Regions from separate parts of the Mus musculus genome. Here region 1 is linked to region 2. Evidence: chromatin loops called from intact Hi-C (ENCODE). Cell type or tissue: left cerebral cortex. All regions are shown on one strand. Each heading gives the region's core, and the rest is flanking DNA. Links, peaks and the distances in the headings are about the cores only.

Region 1 (9,358 bases), core at 2,050-7,049, 670 kb after region 2:
CCTTTACCGAACAGTAAGCATCGACAGTGTGAAATCCTATTTTGGTCCATTAGGAATGGGCTTTGGGGGTCTCTTTTTGCCTGGTTTACATCAGCTGAGCACCTACTGTGTCAAATCCTGATCAGAGACAGGAAGATCTAAAGGGAATTTAGCTGGTCACCTTCCTAGTCTCCTTTTCTAAAATAATTCATTTTCAGGGAGGGGATTTGGAAAACAGTTTCCCATTTGTTTTCCAGTTTGGTTCATGCTGGTATAGTAGGTGAACAGTGAGCATTTGTACATTAAAATGAGCCATAGCACCATGAAGGTAAAGGGGTAGTTCTTCCCCCCCATTTTTAAGATGCTTTTATGAGGCATCTTGTTATAGCAAGAAAAGCAGGGAGTGCACAGCCTAGCACACCAGGTTAGTAACAGAACACACGGCAGTCGTGCTTTATTCCTGTTGTGATAATGTGACTTCAAGCATGAGGGCTGCACCCGGCCAAGCATCACAGGAGAGGACCAGCCTACGGCCATCTGACCCAAGAAATGCCACAGATCAAAGTCCAAGGCGTGATGTCTCCTGAACCCTGGCCACATTCATACCATTGTCAGGTCAAAGTTCTCTAAGTGAGACAATCAGAGCTGGGACTCTCCGTAGTCTCAACTGCACTCTCTCAGGTCTCCCAGTCACGTTTCCATGTTTGCATTGGGGTGATAACACATGTCTTTGCAGCAAGCTGTCTACCTGAAGCTCGGAGTACCTTCCCGTTCTCAACAGAAACTGAATTAATCAATTTAGGCTTCTGGAAAATGGTAGGTTTCTTATTTTAATTTCCCTCTCCCCTGATGGAATGGTGGTGGGGAGTAGAGGCCCTGAACTCTCACAATCTAGTAAGATTTTAAAACACAGATTTAAAACTTCTCTCTAGAGCATTTACTCAACAGTGGTTTCACACCTCCAACTTTGAAGAGGGTTTTCATGTAGAGCACATAGGTGGCCCTTAGAGCCTTGGGGTGAGCCAGCTTTATAAAGAGTCCTTAGGTACCAGCCTTCTAGCAGATGCGTGACAAAAAACTGGATGTGAAATGACTGTACAAACCCCTGTTACCACTGCAGCTCGCCGCCAGGTCTCGTGCACTAAGCCTACTGCCATTACCATGTGGCCTGGACATTCATTTTCCTTTCAACAGGTTCACAAGTAAAGCATTAGAGACTTATCACAGAAAACCCACTCTTTAGTCCTCCGCCTCCCCCTTTGGATCAATGAAAAATTTGCATGAACAAATGAGGTGCTATAAATCTTACCATTTCTCAGACCTAGGTATATACTATTGTGTCGTGTTATATTTAATTAGGCTGCATTGGGTTAAATGTACTGTACTGGAAGAGACTGAACTGGCTTCAATTGGACTGGAGTAGACTAAGTTAGGTTGGGTTAGATTAGGTTGAATTAAGTCGGGTTGAATGGAATTGAATTGGGTTGGCTTTACTGGTCTTTGTGTGAATTAAGCAAGTTTGGATATACCAAGTCTTTCCTGATTGCTTACATTCTGTGGTATCCAATACTCACTCGATAACTCTTGCTGAGCCACAGTGGCCAAGATGAGAGTGGTGAGAACACAGTGGGGCCCCACAAGCAAAGGATAGTGCCACATTGTCTGAACACCAGCTTCGGAGACCCTCCTAGTTGGTCCCTTTCCTTAGCTGGCTCAGGTTGCAACCAATCATCCAAGCTGCTTCAAAAGGGGATAGGGAAGAAAGCCAAAGTCGGGGAGTGAAGAGCCAGAGAGAGCAGGCAGGGCGTGGGGAGGGGTAGGAGCCAGGCAGCTGAGTTTGCATGCCAGCAAGCAATCTCTCAGAGTAGGAGAATCTGACTCCTGGGAAAGACTGTGATCTGTTTTCCCTCCAGACTGGGGTAACTCGGTCAATGAAACTCAATCCTGATTGGTTGTGACATGAGGTCATAGACAGAGGCAGGGCAATGTCAGAAGTTCATCTACATACAACAAGTGGGCTTGCAGGTGTGTGCAAGGAAGGCAGGTAGGCGGGGAGGGCAGAATAGCCCCTGGGGAACTGGCAGCCGTTCTAATCAAACAGGCCAACATGCCTGCCCAGAATTCAGAGCACCCGAGGGGGTCACAGTGAGCTTGACCCTTTGGTAACCCTACTCACTACAGGGGAACTAAGGCACGCGGGGGGTGGGAGGGGGATAAAAAGCAATAGTGCTCCAAATCCAGAGCTTCAGGGGGAGAGATGTCTAATTATTCTGTGCTCTGTTGTTTTGGCTATTGGGGGCTCGATGGAAGGAAGATCAGTGCTCCTCTCCCTGGGGCTGGGAGTCAAGGTTCTAGACCCACTCTCCTCCTATCTCACAGAGGGAGGAGCTCCACAGCTCCCACTAACACCTTTGCTTCTTGGTCTCCCCATCCCAGAAAATAGGAAGGAGGAAGGAACCTTTTAAAGCATCTAGTCATCATCATGAACTTGGCTTTCCCTCTCTCTTCTCTCTCCCATCTCATCTGTCTCTTAAGACAGAAATCTAATACATCTGTGCTCACTATAACAGATAACCCCAGCTGCTGCTGCAGGCTGCACAAGACTGGGGGGAGGGGCCTGGCTAGGGAGGTGTGTAGATGTGCATGTTTAGTATATAAATGGCTACGAATGTGTGCATGCATGCGTACACCCACGTGCCTGTTCATTTGTGGTTTTCTGAAGCTGCTCTTTAAACCCCTGTGGCATCCCCGCTGAATCTTGCATCTCCTCCTGCAGCCAGTAGGTGGCAGAGCTGCAACAGGCCGCTGATTCCAGTCCGATGGCACCAGGGTCAGGACGAGGGAGGGAAGACCTGTCCAGTAAGCTCCCCCTGCCCCAAGGTGTCCTATGGAGCAGAGGTCCTGAGCAAGACGATTTAAAGGAGAGCTAGCCAAAACGCTTTTGAGATCTCTGTATTTCTTGATCTACTCCTTTCTGTCTTCCCTAGGTTTATCTAGAAAGGGAGACTTTTTGTTGGTGGTGATGTTGCTGGCATGTGTTTGTCTGTTTTATTTCTATTTTTGTTTTCCACGACTGAGAAGCATCTGCAGTGCGGTTTTTACACTGACTGGACAACAACACTCTGCCTGTGGAGTTTATGACAGGGCAGCTTCCAGAGGGGTCCCTTCCTTTTGGATTATCACTCATCAGAGCTATAGGGACCTGGGAACTTGAACTTCAAATAAGCACTCCTGGTGGTCAGCTGGCATGCTGAGTCCAGGGAAACACTAATAAGAAAGAAGCCTGTAATATACAGAGCCACCTAGGGCAGTTTTCAGGTCTTGTCATTCCTAACCCTTCAGCCTGCTTCTTTCAGCTACCTGTACCCACACTCCTTCATGCCCCCCGGGGGGGGGCGGGGGGGGCAGGGCTTCAACTCCAAATCTTAATCACCTAGCACTTTCCTCTGGCGCACTCCCAGGGCTATGAGATTCCTGTGCTTCTCCACAGGACTTAAGAGGACTACCTGTCCTCTAAGAAGGTTTTCTCACACTACCAAGAGGAGACCCTGTCACTCCAACCTTGCTCCTGTGCCCCCCTCATGCTCCTGCATTCCTGGCCCCAACGGAGTCAACTGTCCTGGTAAAAAGGTTCCACAGATGCGTGACCCAGAGCTGCGCTGACAGATATAGAACCAGAGCATCTCCCTTCAAAGACAGCATAGCATGAGACCCAAACAAAAGAGTCACCCAAACAAAAGAGCACAACACAGAGAGGCCCCCGAGACCGTGTATACCAGTTTACTCTGACTACACTAAAACAGATGGTTCCAGACTCAGAAAGGCTTTTCTCAAAATACTCAAATTCTGAAGTCTCAAGTCATGGTTCCCGAGAGGTCACATCTCTAAAAAGGCCACTAGAGTCCTCCCCTTCCTACTTCTTGTGACTACTCCTAAGCCCTGCTGTTCCTTGGCTGGTGGCAATGTCCCTTCTTCCCCATGTCATCCGCCTTAATGTCTGCTTCCTTTGGCTTCTGCAGATGCTGCGAGCCTGTCAGATTCCATCCTAGCTTGATTCCACCCATAAAGAGCTTATATCCAAATCAGCCATCGTACATGAACACCAGAAGTTAGGAATTCACCTTTTCTTTTAGGGGACTGCAGTTCAACCCATAGAGGACTAGAAACCAAAGGAGCACGTCTTTCACTTCTTCCCTTCTGTCTGGTGAGAGGGGTGCTGAGATGGAGTCTCAGTAACTTCCCCGCCCTCCACTTCTAAGAGGGTCCAAGTGTTTCTTTTGGTGGATACAGTATGAAAACCACATTCATATACATCCCTCGGGATACCCTAGAAGAATTTAAAGCAAGAAGCTTCAGGATCCCCTGCTAGAGCTTCTGAGTGCTGGCCTGGCCATTTTCCAGTGACCTCTGGGAACTTGACAGACATGGAAACTCTGTGGACTCAGTCAGAAGCTCAGGGAACCTAAACCAGTTAGCATCCTGCACTGGATAATCCTTGATGCTTTATTATACTTGAAGTGATGGTTCCAGTCACAGAAGACATGAGAGTGTCCCCAGCAATAGCCAGCAACCACACATCACTTATTGCCAAAGATCTCCCCCATCCTTCTGTGCTCTGTGGCAGGCACACCTCTCCCGGAGGCCCTTTCATGGCCTCCTGTGAGCAGCTGGAGAATGTTAGCCATCCACTCCTCCCATGATCACAGCCAGCCTCTGTCTCTCCTTACCTGGCTGCCCTCATACATACTTGCCTGTCCTCACCTCCCTCCAGCTCTCTTGACAGAGAGAAAAGCTTGCCAGGGGTTGGCTAAGTTAACTCTGCTCACACGCAAAACAAACCGTTATTTTTTTCCCCTATCTGCCAAGCTGCTGAAGGCAAGAATGTCAAGCCCAGGGTGTGTGTGTGTGAACGTAAGATCTACAGTTATCCTAGCGTGTCTGAGTTCTAAGCAAGCGTTTGTTGTTGTTGGGTTTTGTTTTGTTTTTTAAAACCATGGTCTAATTCCCAGGGAGCTGCCAGTGGCAACCTCTTGGATGTGCTTTATGCCAGTGGTGACAGTCTCTGTACACATTGCCTGATTCAGGGGATGAACAACCACTATGAATAAGAGATGACGGGCCATTCCTGGCATCTGCTTGTGTTTCTGATCCCCTGGAAAGGCAGTTTCCTCCCAGCCATCTTAGATGCTGGTATGTGCCTGTTTGCACATAGAGATGCAGGCAGGCAGGGAGATGGACAAGCAGGGCGTTTGGGAGGACAGGTGTTAGAGCCTGGCAAATGCTCGAGAAATAAAAGCTATTTCGGTGGGGAGGTGAGGAGGGTCACAAAAGTCTTCTGCCGAGAGATACAATGCATGTACTAAGAGTGTAAGTGTATGTGTGTGTATGGGCACACGTGTGTACGGGGATGGGGAGACCCCTAGGACAGCCCCAAGTCCCTGGGAACACTGCCCAGCCTAAACATGAGCAAGAAGGGAAGCTGTGGAAGGAGAAAGGGTGGGGGATATTAATAGTACAGGGTTCCATGCCTCAGAAGAAGGTAGCAGCAAATAGAGGCTCTTGGCAAATTTGAATCCAGTCACAAAGCCAAGAAAAATGGGAGAGTCCTGAGTTAGCGCTGAGCTGTTAAGATATTCTTTAGTTAACTTCCTTAGGACTGGTGTGTTCCTGGGACCCCAAGGGAAGGTCAAGTTGGATAATCACATGTTTCCGTCTTCTAGATCTCAAGCAGAAACCAGGAATCACCATAGTAGAATCATTGTTCAATCAAAATGAACACAGAGGGGAAGGGGTTTCAAAGAGACTGTGTGAGGAAGCTAGACATCTTCACAGGCAGGCACTTTGGTCTGAGACCCAATTTGCATAGAATCTATAAGCCAGACAGACAAGGGCTTGCTTGAGTTTAGCTTCCCTAAAAGGGCTGCCTGCATTATTTCCCTTAAGCCCACATCAGGATGCAAGAGATGTGTGTACCACACAGCAAGAAGGCAGAAGGGAGGGGCAGGGGGAATTGGAGAGACAGCTCAGTGGTTAAGATCAGTACTGCTCTGCATCAAAGTTTGATTCCTAGCACCCAGGTGGACAGCTCACAACTGCCAGCAACTCTTGCCTCAGAGAGAGCTGGTGCCTCTGGCCTCAGAGGGTACCTGCACTTATATGAACATACCCACACCCTCCCCAACAAGACAGATGGGCAGACAGACAGACAGACAGACAGACAGACACACACACACACTTAAAAATCATTTTTAAAAACTAAAGGAAGAGCAGTTGGGTGTCCTGACCACAGCTCCCTCTGAGTGACACTAATGCCATTTCAACCCCCAAAGCACACAGGGCCCCAAAGAAGCAGAGTCTCTCCGGCACCCCTGCTTCAGGAAGCTCTTTGCCTTTACTTCCTAAATGCCTCAGCTGGCATATGTATTTTTAAATAACTGTGGCCTATTCTGTATTATGGACTTAAGAAGTCATTGGGTCACTCTGGAATAAGAAGGGATGCTTAGGAGGAAACGGATGCCACAAAATCCCAAGACTCCGTTTTCTGCAACGTGCAGGGTCATTCAGAATGAGCAGCATAGTCACCCCCCCCCCCATTGCTCTGAGCTGTCTTCGGAAAATGCAAGCAGAAAGACCTTAGGATGAGAAATAGCAGGTTGGAGGTGGGGCCCATTTATATCAATGTATTCTCTGGTGCCGATGGGACACTATGGTGGCATAACGGGAATCCAGGGAGGGAAGATATGGATGGAAGCAGAGACTCATAACTCAGATGGCCACTGAGCTGTGGTCCCTGTGACTTCATCTTGTCTACTCTTTCTTCTCTCCTACCCGACAACATGGCTGTAAATCACCTGTGCCTGCATACTGCTTAGGGCTGATACACGATTCATGGAATCAGAGGCCAGATAACTGCTGGGAACACAAAGCCAAGAAAAATGGGAGAGTCCTGAGTTAGCACTGTAGCTGTTAAGATATTCTTTAGTTAACTTCCTTAGGACTGGTATGCTCCTGGGACCCCAAGGGAAGGTCAAGTTGGCTAATCACATGGGTTCATTCCACAGAAAACAACATCACACGCTTATCTTCTCTCTGCTTCCCATCATCCACATGTCCCTTTCTTTCTTATTACTGTGCCCCTTGGTATTTATCCAAACTTATCAGTGTTAGCAGGGGGGATATGATTGGACGGTAGGCAAAATGAGCATTTACTTAGCTCTTTACAGAGATTAAAGATCTCACAGCATAAGGATGTGGGTGTATTGATGAGGAGTAAAACACCTACCGCTTGATCCATCTGGTCTGACTATGATCTAAAGTGTCCTTGCATTAGCTCCTCCAATCCTGACAGTGACCTGAGGACTTGTCCATTGGAGGGAACAGAAGGAGCCTAAACCACCAACTCCCAACCCAACAGTTGACCTGGCCCTCCTCATATCCATCAATACAATTCATAAACTAATATACAAAACCATTTAACCTTCAAAATTATTTTTGAATTTATCTGAAGGGGTTCTAGAATTCATAGCATGTTTTCAATAGCCAAATCTCATTCCGCTCTTATCTTCATTAGGGTTACTTTTGTGGCCATGAGACACCAGGGCCGGAAGCAACTTGGAGGAAAGGATTTCATTGGCTTACATTTCCTCATCACTATCCATCACTGAAAGAAATCAGAACAAGAACTCAAATGGGACAGGAACCTGGAAGGAGGAGAAGTATTCTTTCCTGGCTTACTCTTCATGGCTTGATCAGCCTGCTTTCTTACAGAACCCAGGACCACCAGCTCTGGGATGATAACACCCACAATGGGCTGGGCCCTCCTCCACCAGTTACTAATTAAGAAAATGCCCCACAGGTTTGGCTACACTCGTATGGAGGCATTTTTGTTTTGTTTTGTTTTGTTTATAGAAGCTTCTTCAGAATGACTTCTAATTTGTGTCAAGTTAGCATAAAACTATCCCACACATGGAAAGATGAGGGGATTTATTCTAGCCATTATAGCAGATACTCTCCAGTGCAAGTCTATTGTCCTCCTGCCTCCCAAGAACTCTATGGTACAGGGTGTCGTTGTGCCAGGCAGTCCTCTGGGAGGATCTCATGGGCCATGGTTGAAGAAGACTCTGCTAACGCAGAGTGGTGACCATGATTAAGTGGTTCTGGAAAAGGACTCAACCCAAGATTGAAAACCCCTTGACGAAATCTACAAGGTTGTCAAGGCAGGAAGACTTCAACTCCACCATCACCATCATTATTGTGGTCATTACTCTTCCGTATCTTGGCAGCTACAGGAAATAAACCCTACCCTCTAAGATAGGATGAGCCCCCTCTCATTGTGGCTCCTCCAAGCACATAGTGATTCCACACAAAACACAAATAAATTCAGGTACAATTAATCGCAACATCCACCAGAGGACCAGTGAGGACCTGGACCACAGTGAGCAACTCTAAGGTAACTAGAGACAGCAAGACAATGGATAACAAGAGTCTACAGACACTTGTATTATCTACAAAGTTACTGGAGAACATTAGACAAGGATATTCGTAGCAAATCCTCTACTGGGATGCTAAGCTCCAAGAAGAAAGTGAGGATAATGGATGGGAAAAGAAGAAGGGAAAGGGGAGCAGAGGAGAAAGCAGAATGGGAGTGAGGAAGGATGGAGGGAGAGAAAGAACCACATGGGAAACGCTGCCTGCTTTGAATCCTTCATAAAATGCCCTAACGGGTCTGCCTTTCCTGCTAACAGCCATTTTTGTTTGTATTTATTCTGTCAGGGTGTACATGCCATGTAATCAGGGTCTTAGTCCATTTTCCCCCAGTGATAGATGATGATAAGTCATGTTGGCTGTTAATAATCTACAATTACCTAACAAATTTTGAGCTTGTAGTACAGCATCATTAATATGTTTAATTTATCGTTACAATTCCTTCAGGTTAATGGTTTGAAAGTATGTTGGAGTTTAATCTGGGCAGTTATTATAAAGTGCTTGTTTCTCGTTAAAATGTAAAACCCGAGATAGTCAAGATTTACTTGGGATAAAATGGCTGGAGTAAATCTTCCCCCCATCTTCCCACGGAGACCGGAATGAGATTTGGCTATTGAAAACACGCTATGAATCCAAGAGCCCCCTTCAGATAAGTTCAAAGTAATTTTGCAGATTAAATGCTTTTCCCCCCCTGGGGCTAATGGGAGTCCTGCCTGAAGCCAGAGTTTGTTCTGGAAGGATTGTATGGGTGCTACAGGGAGGGGGGCAGACAACAGAAAATGGATGAGAACTGAATCGTGCCAAAAATAGAAGCACCGAAGATTCCTGGGAAGGTATTTGAATGGCAGTCAGTGAGTGACAGGAAACAGAATACACTTTATGGGCCTTCCTTATA
Region 2 (9,358 bases), core at 2,979-7,978:
GAAGATGTCACACTGTGGCCACCACATACATATGGCTCCCGAGTGCTCATCTGTTCTCCCATAGTCATACAAGAGGTTCCCGAGGGCTTATCCATGGTGTGAGAGGACTCAGTACACATTCCTCAGTGTCACATGGCATAAGTCAACAGAAGAGCTCGTTTGGTGGGGGGGTGGGGAGAGCAAAAAGCTTGGGTTAGTAGAAAGAAGCCATGCGAGTGCCTGCCCTCAGGATCCTTGCATTGGAGTGCTGGGTTGGGTGCTCTGCTGGGTAAGTGGGACATTGTCACAGATTCCCATGGGAAGCCCTACCACATGGGATCTACTTCTGTATGGGCAAAGCATAAGGGTGATGCAATGGCAGTGAAGGAAATCTCACTGTGCAGTACTGGGTGGGCTGACTTTTAATGCCAGCTGCCCCTGAGAGTTTCTTAGGGAAACAGTTGTCCCTAGAGACTGGGAACCCATCAGGCAGTGCAGTCTCTTTGCAGAGGGCTGGGTGGAGCGAAGGGTGGAAACTCTCTTGGGTTGGGGGTTCAGGGGAGAAGCTGAGGATGACCATCTTCATCTCCAAGTAACCAGGGTAGGGACTTGGGGTCATGCTTAGGCCATCTGTCCCTCTGTAACATGTTATAGGGTAGGTGATGTTCCTTCCTGGGGCCAATCTTCTAATTCTCCAGCAGGGCTTAGAAATGGTGATGACTCACACCTTTAATCCTAGCACTTAGGAGGCAGAGGCAGTAGGATCTCTGTGAATTTGAGGCCAGCCTGGTCTACAGAGTGAACCCTGTCTTGAAACCAAACCAAACCAAACCAAACCAAACCAAACCAAAACCCCCCAAAACAAATGTAAACCCTTCTTGCACAAATGAGTAAGATCGTGCAAGAGTTAATATCTTGCTAGTGCGGATGCTTAAATGATTTTCATGAGGAAAGGCGGTTACGAGAGTCTTGAATCACCCCTGTGACTCAGTGAGCATCTCTAGGGTGGCGACAGTGTTTCTATCATTTTGTAAAAACACATTAAAAATGGCATGCCGAGGGCTGGAGAGCTGGCCCAGAGGTTAAGAGTGTGTGCTGCTCTAACAGAGGACCTGAGTTCGGTTCCCAGTACCCATGTTAAGTAGCTCACAACCATCTGCAATCCAGCTCTGGAGGATATGACACCTCTGCTGGGCTTCACCTGCGTTAACCCCCACACAGAAACTCATGTGTATACACAGTGAACATCTTTTTAAAAAGGCACGCAGAGACTTTTGTGCTTAGAGTTATTTTTCTTCTTTCTGACACTGTTGTTTTTGGTTTCCCTCTTTGTGTGACAGCCCTAAGGAACGCTTTTCAGAGCTTGACTTTAAAGCGCAGGCTAAAGCTGGCCATGGTGGCACACGCCTCTTCTCCCAGCACGTGGGAGACAGATGCAGGCAGATCAATGTGAGTTTGAAGCCAGCCTGGTCTACATAGGGAGTTCCAGGCTAGCCAGAGCTGCACAGTTGAAACTCTCTCTGAGAAAACAAACAAATGAATAAACGAGTGAACACTCCCCCCCCAAACACACACACCAGTCACTATGATTTCAGGACCAAATGGATACCAAGACTGTTGGAAATTTTTGCCCATTTGTATTGACAGGTGTGTAGGTCAACTTCTAGTTGACTTTTAGTTGTAGTGAGGAAGTACCCAAGGCTATTCACTTTTGAGAAAAAAAAAGGTTCACAAGGCTCACACTTCTACAGGCTTCAGCCCTTACCTGGCTGGCTCCATTATTTTGAGCTGTGGTGAATAAAAACATCACGTTGGGGAGCAAGTGATGCAGTAAAGATGGTTACTTCATGGCTAAGGAGAAGAGGGGGTGCAGGCTCACTAGAAGCTCAAGTTCCAATATGTCTTTCAAGAGTAGGAACCCACAACCAAACTTCTTCCTACAAGGCCCCAGGTCCCTTTACCTCCTAATAAAGTCACAGGCTGGTGACCAAGCTCTCAGCACATGACCCACCTCAGGTGAGTGTCAATCACCACAGCAGCGCCAGGCCAGACTCATGATATGCTGGGAGGCACATGGTGGTATCCATCTGTAACTTCAGCACCCAGAAGTGGAGGTCCATCCTTGGCTAGGTTTGCAATAGCTCAGTTGGTAAACTGTGCATCCTGCATGCAAGACCTGCTTTCCACCCTGAGAACCTACATCTAAAATCAGGGTGTGATAGTGTGCCCTTGAAGTCCTATTGTGGAAGAGGAAGAGTTAAGCTGATTTCTGATTCCTAGGGCTCACTGACCTAACCACACAAGAGACTGCTGACTAGTTTGGTATTTTGGGGGTGGGGTGGGCGGGTGGGTTGTTTGCTTGTTTGTTTAGAGCTACAGAGCTTTGAACTCACAGAGATCCATCTGCCTTTGTCTCCCAAGTGCTGGGATTAAAGGGATGCACTCCCATGCCCCTTCTTAATTTTTGCGTCAATTTGACATAAGGAAGGGTTATCTGGGAAGAAGGAATTTTAATGGAGAAAGCACCACCAAAGGAGTTTTCTGTAGGTAAGTCTGTGAAGGGCGTTTTCTTGATTGATGATTGACATGGGAGGGCCCAGCCCATTGTGTGTGGGGGTCCTGGGCTGGGGGGAATCCTGGGATATAGAAGAAAATCAAGTGAGCAAGTCAGGAGGAGCAAGCCAGTAAGCAGCACACCTCCATGGCCTCTGCTTCAGTTCCTGCCTCCATTTCCCTACCCTGTTTGAATTCCTGTCCTGACTTCCTTCAGTGATGGACTGTTACCTGGAAGTACACGATGAAATAAATCCTTTCCTTCCCAAGTTGCTTTTGGTCATGGTGTTTTATCACAGCAATGGGAGTCCTAAGATCCTGTTTTGTTTGTTTGTTTGTTTGTTTTAAATAAACCTTTCCAAACCAAGATGAATGGTACCCGAGGAATACCATTCAAGACTAACTTCTGGCCTCCACACCCATGCGCATGTACCAATACATTCATCAATGACTCTACAGCAAGTTCAATGCTAACCTAGGCTGCATGAAACTGTTTATTAAAACAAAACAAAGAAAAAATTTGAAGAGACAGATATATTCTGGGCAGGGTTTCCTCCCCACAGCCACTCAGCATTTAGTTGAGAAACTAGGCTGGTATCATTTTCTTGCATTTGGCAAAAATCACATGAGGAGCAACCTGAAAGTATACGTTGTCAGTCCGGACCATCCTCCTTTATCAAAGCTACTGCGTTTGTCTTCTTTCTACACCCAGGACACTTTGGAGGCAGATCGCTTGCTTATTGGTACCTCTCTTCCCCTTTTCAAAAATCCTTGGAGAATTTTCTCGCCCAGTTTTTCTTCCTCAGCACCTGGCCACATTTCCTGCACACAACAGCCAGTCAATAAATATCTGTTGTGGCTGATGATGATCAAGAGTGAAATTGAGGAAGCCTTTCATGTGTTGATAATGGCGGTGCTGTGCATCGGATCGGGCGCGAGGGGCTGCCGGAAGCATCGATGATTGTTGTCGCAGTCTCGTCTCCCCGCGCCGACTTAGCAAGCCTCTGATTGAACGATGATAAGGGTATCATTTTGCTGCATTAGGAGGAAAAGGTATATGGAGATTTGATGTGAGTAGTGTTTCATAACTTTCTCTGGATAAAAATAGGGGCATTTGTCTTCTTTCATCTAAGGCTGAATCATTTCTGAAATGGAGCCTTAAATTCTGAGGTGCAGAACATTTCCAGCTAAGCATCCTTGAGAGAGCTCGCTTGCTTCATGGTTTGTTTTTTTCCCTGGCCAAATGGGGAGTAAGATTGCAGAAACCTGTTACCTCCTGATAATTGGAGCTCTGAATGGGCGTGTGCCCACAGAGAGTGGCAGTCACTCCCGGGAGGCTCCTCGCCCTAGGCTGGCTTTGTTTCACCCTAGAGCTGTGACTCAGGGGGACCACAAGGTGTTTTTAGAAAGAGAAATGAAGGGGTATCCTGCATACTGACATTTGTGGGGTACCCATTATTGTGCCAGGCACCGTGCAGAGGACAGAGACCTATCCCTTTTCCAGGGAATTGGGGTGGGTTTTGTGTGTGTGTGTGTGTGTGTGTGTGTGTGTGTGTGTGTGTGTGTGTGAGAGAGAGAGAGAGAGAGAGAGAGAGAGAGAGAGAGAGAGAGAGAGAGACTGCCTCACCCAATCCCTAATAGACGCTAGGAGTTCAGCTCATAAGGGTGGTTAGTGCAGGGTTGCTGATGAGGTTTGGGTAAAGAAAGGCTGGAGGCAGGCATAAATGGTCTTGGTGATGCAATTACTTTTTTTTTGTATTTATTTTTAGCCTATGTACAAAATGTTTTACCTGCACATATATGTATGGATACCACATATGGTGTCCTCAGAGGTCAGAAGTTAGCAGCGAATCCTCAGAATCTGGACTTATAGATGCTTGTGAGCTGCTGGGTGGGTGCTGAGACTCAAACGTGGGTCTTCTACAAGAGCAGCCAGGGCTCTTAACCACCGAGTCACCTCTTCAGCCTCTCCACCTTAATTTTTTGAGACCGTGTTCCTTGCTGAATTTGGAGCTAGACTGACCAGTGAGTCCCTGAGATCCTCTTGGCTTTGCCTCCCTGGTGCTGAGATTACAGACCCACGGCTGCCGTGCCCAGCTTTTTACATGGTATGCCCGGTGTGCAATTAAGGTCCTCATGAGTACCTGACAAGCACTTTACTGACTGAGCTTTCACCGTATCCCCAAATACCTCAATATGTGAAGGGGATGGCTTCAATCCATACCAACGGGAGATGTAGGTTTTTATTAGGGTGATAAAAACTAAGAAAAAAGTCAAGGGTTCCAATTACCTTAGAAGGTCAGAAGGGCTACTGTCTGTCATGTGGTCAATTACCCCAGGATTGTCCTCTGAGAGGGTTAGCCACGCCCCTCCATGGCTGCATCTCAGTCCATCTGCATACACTCTTTCTTCACGCCAGTGGTGCCTCCCGCCACCTCCTCTGCTCTCTTGCTCCATGCTTTGTGAGAAAAGGGACAGAATATAGTATGGTAGAAGGTCCTGGGGGTGGGGATGGGGGTGGGGGAGAGGAGTCCACAGTAGTCCTTTGGCTGTTAGAACCAAGACTGGCTACATTGTTTCATTGAGACAGTGTCACCTGGCAAAAGGATCCTGGTTTATCCTTAAGGTTGGGGTGAAGGTGAGAAATAAAGTAGGTAAAGACAGTAGCCACAGACAGCCTTCCCTCCCCTCTTCTGGGAAAACCAGCTCACGGTTGGCCCATAAGTCTTGCCACTCCCCAAAGAAGCCTCTTGCTAGATCCCCTAGGCCATGGTCACCCAATGATTCGGGTTCAGCAAACAGCTTCCTCTGGTGTCATGTCTTCCCTAATGGAATGACTGCTTACCATACCCAGTTAGAGGAGAAGTGCTCTGCAGATCGAAGCTGGCTGAGTCAGGCCCAGAAAGGAAGGAAAGAGATCACCCCAGTAGGGAGATTGGCTTAGGGAGGCTTGAGAAGGGTCATGGCGCAGGCGGAGGGTCTGTTAGTGTGTGAGGCAGAGGACTAGTCACATGTAGTAGCTGGATACTAAGTCTGGCAGTCTGTAAATGGTAGTGTCAGAAAAGCGGTGGCCTGGTCTGCAGAAAGTGAGGGGAGCAGGGACGAAATGGGCAGAGCAGGTCCCCCTGCCACCATCTCCTAGCCCTGAAGGTGGGATCCTGTGGGAAAAGCCTCAGAGACTGAAAGAACTAGGTCGGTATCTCCGTTAGGGTTAAGCAGGGACATAGTTGCAGTGCTAAAGTCTCTCCACCAGAGGGCGAGAAAGCCCCACATATGAGACCTAAAGGACAGTGGTTGCAGATCAGAATTAGGTCTGCATGGGGAGAGCGTTAGACTGAAGAATTAGGCCTGCCTATAATCATTCTCACCGAGAAAGAGTAGGCAAACGTTTCCCAGCATCTAAAGCCACATGGAACAGAGCATAACTTGTGGGCGTGCTTGCCCTGGTGGGGTGACACTATAAGGTACCCACCCCTCCACCCCACCCGGCTGACACAGGAAAGATCTCATTTGGATCATGTCAGTTCTCCACTTCTCTGATTCATTGTTCAAAATGGGGGGTTAACTCCAATTTTATCTGAGAGGACACTGGCCCGTGAGAGCATCACTGGAGGTGTCAGGGCCACACCTTCTGCTCTGAGGACCCTGGAGACGGATCACCACTGCTCATGGGCCTGGCTGAGGGGCCTGCCTTTGTTCAGTTGTAGGCAGGACAGTCTCAGAATCAGACTGAAGCCAGGGCAGCTGCACAACACGTTGACCCTAGGGTTCATCATCCTTGATATGAATATTAAAGACCAGCTCTTAACTAAGGTCCATCATCAGGGATGATGTCAGCGCACCAACATTCTCTTGAGAGTGAAGGCAGCAGAGTTCAGCAATGGCAGTGGTGGGGGCTCGCCCTCTCTCTGTCCCTTGAGCCTGAGCACTGGTTTGAATCATGGAGGGAAGGGAGTCCTTGTGAGTAATGAAGGGAGATGGGAGAGGCCGTGAGATCACACAGTCTTTTTTTTGTAACATCACATTTTTTATTGATTACTTGAGAATTTCATATACTGTACCCCAATCTCACTAGGCCTCCCAGATCCAGCCCTCAACTCTTGTGACCTTATCCCAGAAAAAAGAAGAGAACAAGAGGAGGAGGAGGAAGAGGAGGAGGAGGAGGAGGAAGAGGAGGAAGAAGAAGAGGAGGAGGAGGAAGAGGAAGGGGAGGAAGAGGAGGAAGAGGAGGAAGAAAAGGAGGAGGAAGAGGAGGAAGATGATGAGGAAGATGAGGAGGAGGAAGAGGAGGAGGTGGAAGAGGAAGAGGAAGAGGAGGAAGAGGAAAACCAAGGACATTGTGTATTGCCCACATACTCACTAGAGCATGGTCAAACTCCCAGTGGCCAACCTCTGAAAGAAAACTGTTTCCCCACCCCCACCCCCATCAAAAGCCATCAGCTGTGAAGAGTTATACTTCAGCATCTCCATCAGAATTCTAAGAGTTCTTTTCAATGGCTTCCTGTCTAGAGTGTTTCTTTTTTGGGAGGGGGTAGGCGTGAGGGTTGGGGTGGGAGAGGTTGTCACAGAGGACATCTATGTCTCTCAGTCTCAGCTGTGAGTCTGCAGTCATCACGCCCACTGCAGAAGAGGCTTCCTTGTCCTTCACAGTCGGGACATGGGTCATGGATCCCCACATACTTTCTGGGGACACACAGACCCACGGACATCAGCACAGACCTCAGCTGTAGCACAAATTACAGACGCCATCGTGGTCCTCTGCGGCAGCACAGGTCACAGGTATCAACATGGCCTTTAGTGGCAGCATGGGGCATAGACACCAACATGGTCTCCAGTGGTAGCACAGCCTATGGGCATCAGCATGGCCCTTGGCATGGACCACGGACACTATCATGGATTCAGGTGGCAGCACATTTATACAGATCTGTATAAATATTTTCCTCTCTGGGCATTAAGAAGCAATCCAGAGGAAGAACAAGTCAGACACTTGTCTCCTCTTCCATGATCTGTGGGACAGTAAACCATGCCAGGAAGCTTGGTGGGTAGAGCGGGTTGAGACCCCGGAAACTCACACCTGAGATAGAAGGTGCCTCCCTGCTCCCTGCTAGATACCTGGTCTGGAAGACCTGCCACACTTCCCACATAAGGAAATGTGACCTGTGGTGACGTTCACCTAGAACAGAGTTCTCCATGCTAAAGAAGTACCTAGAGGCACTGAGAGTTTAGCCAATAAGCTCCCCTTCCCAGACATTCCTCCCTGCAAATGGTATTTAATCTCGGGTTCATCCACCCTGAGAAGAAGATATGAATATTTTCCAGGATGAACAATCAATAAATAGTTTGGAACCTAGGACTGTCTCTTTCATCTACCACCGTCATGGGGAGCACGGAGCAGGTCTTCGCCTACAGAGCCACACAGCCTAAGTCTCCCATAGGAGGGCCCTCTGGGCCCTCAGACAACTGCTGCTACCTTCGCCAATGAGCAAAGCTGGAGCGCCCAGCCCCAGGCCTGGTCGACATGCCATTCTCAGCCTGTCAGCCCCCAGTGGTTTTAGCCTTGCTGTGGCCCGTGGACCCCTGACACCTTGTTCCCGACTCCTCTGTGTGGTTCTCTAGCAGCGACTAGATGCTCAGAAGTTAGGGAACACCAGCTTCGGCTTGCTCACATCTCGGACTGTTTTCCCACCCCCAGAGCGGTGTCTCTGTGCTTCCCTGAAGCCCAGCACCTACCAGGCAGCAGCGTGGGTGGGATAAGCGTAGTCAAGCTCCCTGCGTTTCTCTTCCCAAGCGGCCGTGCCCTGCCACGGGGTGGGATGCGGACCCACAATGGTCCAGGAAAGAGGATGCATTTTGTTATTGCACGTGGCTGACTCAGACACAGGGAGGAGAGATGGGTCTGTTCGATTGGTTTAGTCTTGCCACAGTCTAGGGAGGGACTCTAGAGGAAGAAGACCCGTTGTAGCTAAAGCAGTGCAGGAGAAAATCAGACCACATCAAATGGCATGGAAGGCTGAAGAAGCTGTCCAGGACAGAATCTGCCTCTGAGAGAAAGAAACGGAAGAGGGTGAGTTTTTTAGTGAAAGAGGTGATCTAGGTTATGGTGGGCTTGGGGCAGCAGCCACATTTCATCAAAATACCTCTGTCCTCTTCTGTTGGTCACATGTGGGGAATCCACAGGAGTGCACGTGACACAGCAGTGACTGGAGCTCCAGCCTTGCAGCAGGGTCTGTCCTGAGGAACCTTGGGCCTGATTTGCAGCTACGCTGGGAGGGACCTCCCTTCTCTGAGAGACTGTTGCTTTCTCAGGTCTCTGCAACACAATTTCCCATCTTCTACAGAGTCACAGGTCAGCATCGAACATAGCCTCTTTCAGACCACAGGATCCCTTCACCAGGTGACAAGTGGGGTCCAGGAAGACCGGACAAGGACCAGGTCTTGTATTGTAGGTGTTCTAGGGCCTGTTAGAAACACAAAGTAACATGTGTCAAAGCCCTAGGACTCCTTCAGAGTCTGGCTATGTAATGTTTTCTGGGGGGAGGTGTGGGTGAAGGGGACAATCTTTGATCTTCCATTTTCAGTTGTGCAATGGAAAGGCCCCACCCTGTCCCACCCCACCCTGCCCTGCCTTCAGGGCTCTTTTTGCAAGGTGTGATGCCAGTGACTGTGAATACACTGTGCCCTGTGTAGCATGGTGCAGACGTGGAGAGTGTCATATTCTTTCTTCTGGTAAAGTAGGACCCCTCTTTCTCCCCCTTGAATCTCCTCTGCTGCCTGTCTCCTTGTTTTTGTGAGATGTCATCTCTCTTAGGGACAGTCAGTCCCATGG

The links. A loop is a pair of places that touch in the nucleus more often than their neighbours do. Peaks named below come from ENCODE experiments on the same cell type or tissue, not always from the same donor. Only the 100,000 strongest peaks of a DNase experiment are listed, where the experiment ranks them.
Region 1: it touches region 2 in a loop (6-fold over the local background); 8 of 42 quality-filtered maps call a loop at or near these places.

What each region holds. Positions count from the first base shown.
Region 1 is chr6:32,325,529-32,334,886 of GRCm38, forward strand. The region is part of intron 3 of Plxna4 (plexin A4); the gene reads right to left. Among named protein-coding and RNA genes, the nearest start is that of Plxna4os1, 180 kb to the right of the region's middle. In left cerebral cortex, for the core only: a CTCF peak has its summit at 2,763 (motif pointing right); DNase peaks (open chromatin) are centred at 2,741 and 5,100.
Region 2 is chr6:31,655,165-31,664,522 of GRCm38, forward strand. The region is part of intron 1 of Gm13846 (a long non-coding RNA gene); the gene reads left to right. Gm13848 (predicted gene 13848) reads right to left here. Exons shown (of 3, transcript NR_152155.1): 2 at 8,670-8,990; 3 at 7,056-8,573. Among named protein-coding and RNA genes, the nearest start is that of Gm13848, 6.3 kb to the right of the region's middle. In left cerebral cortex, for the core only: a CTCF peak has its summit at 5,778 (motif pointing right); DNase peaks (open chromatin) are centred at 3,728 and 5,777; H3K27ac peaks cover 296 bases.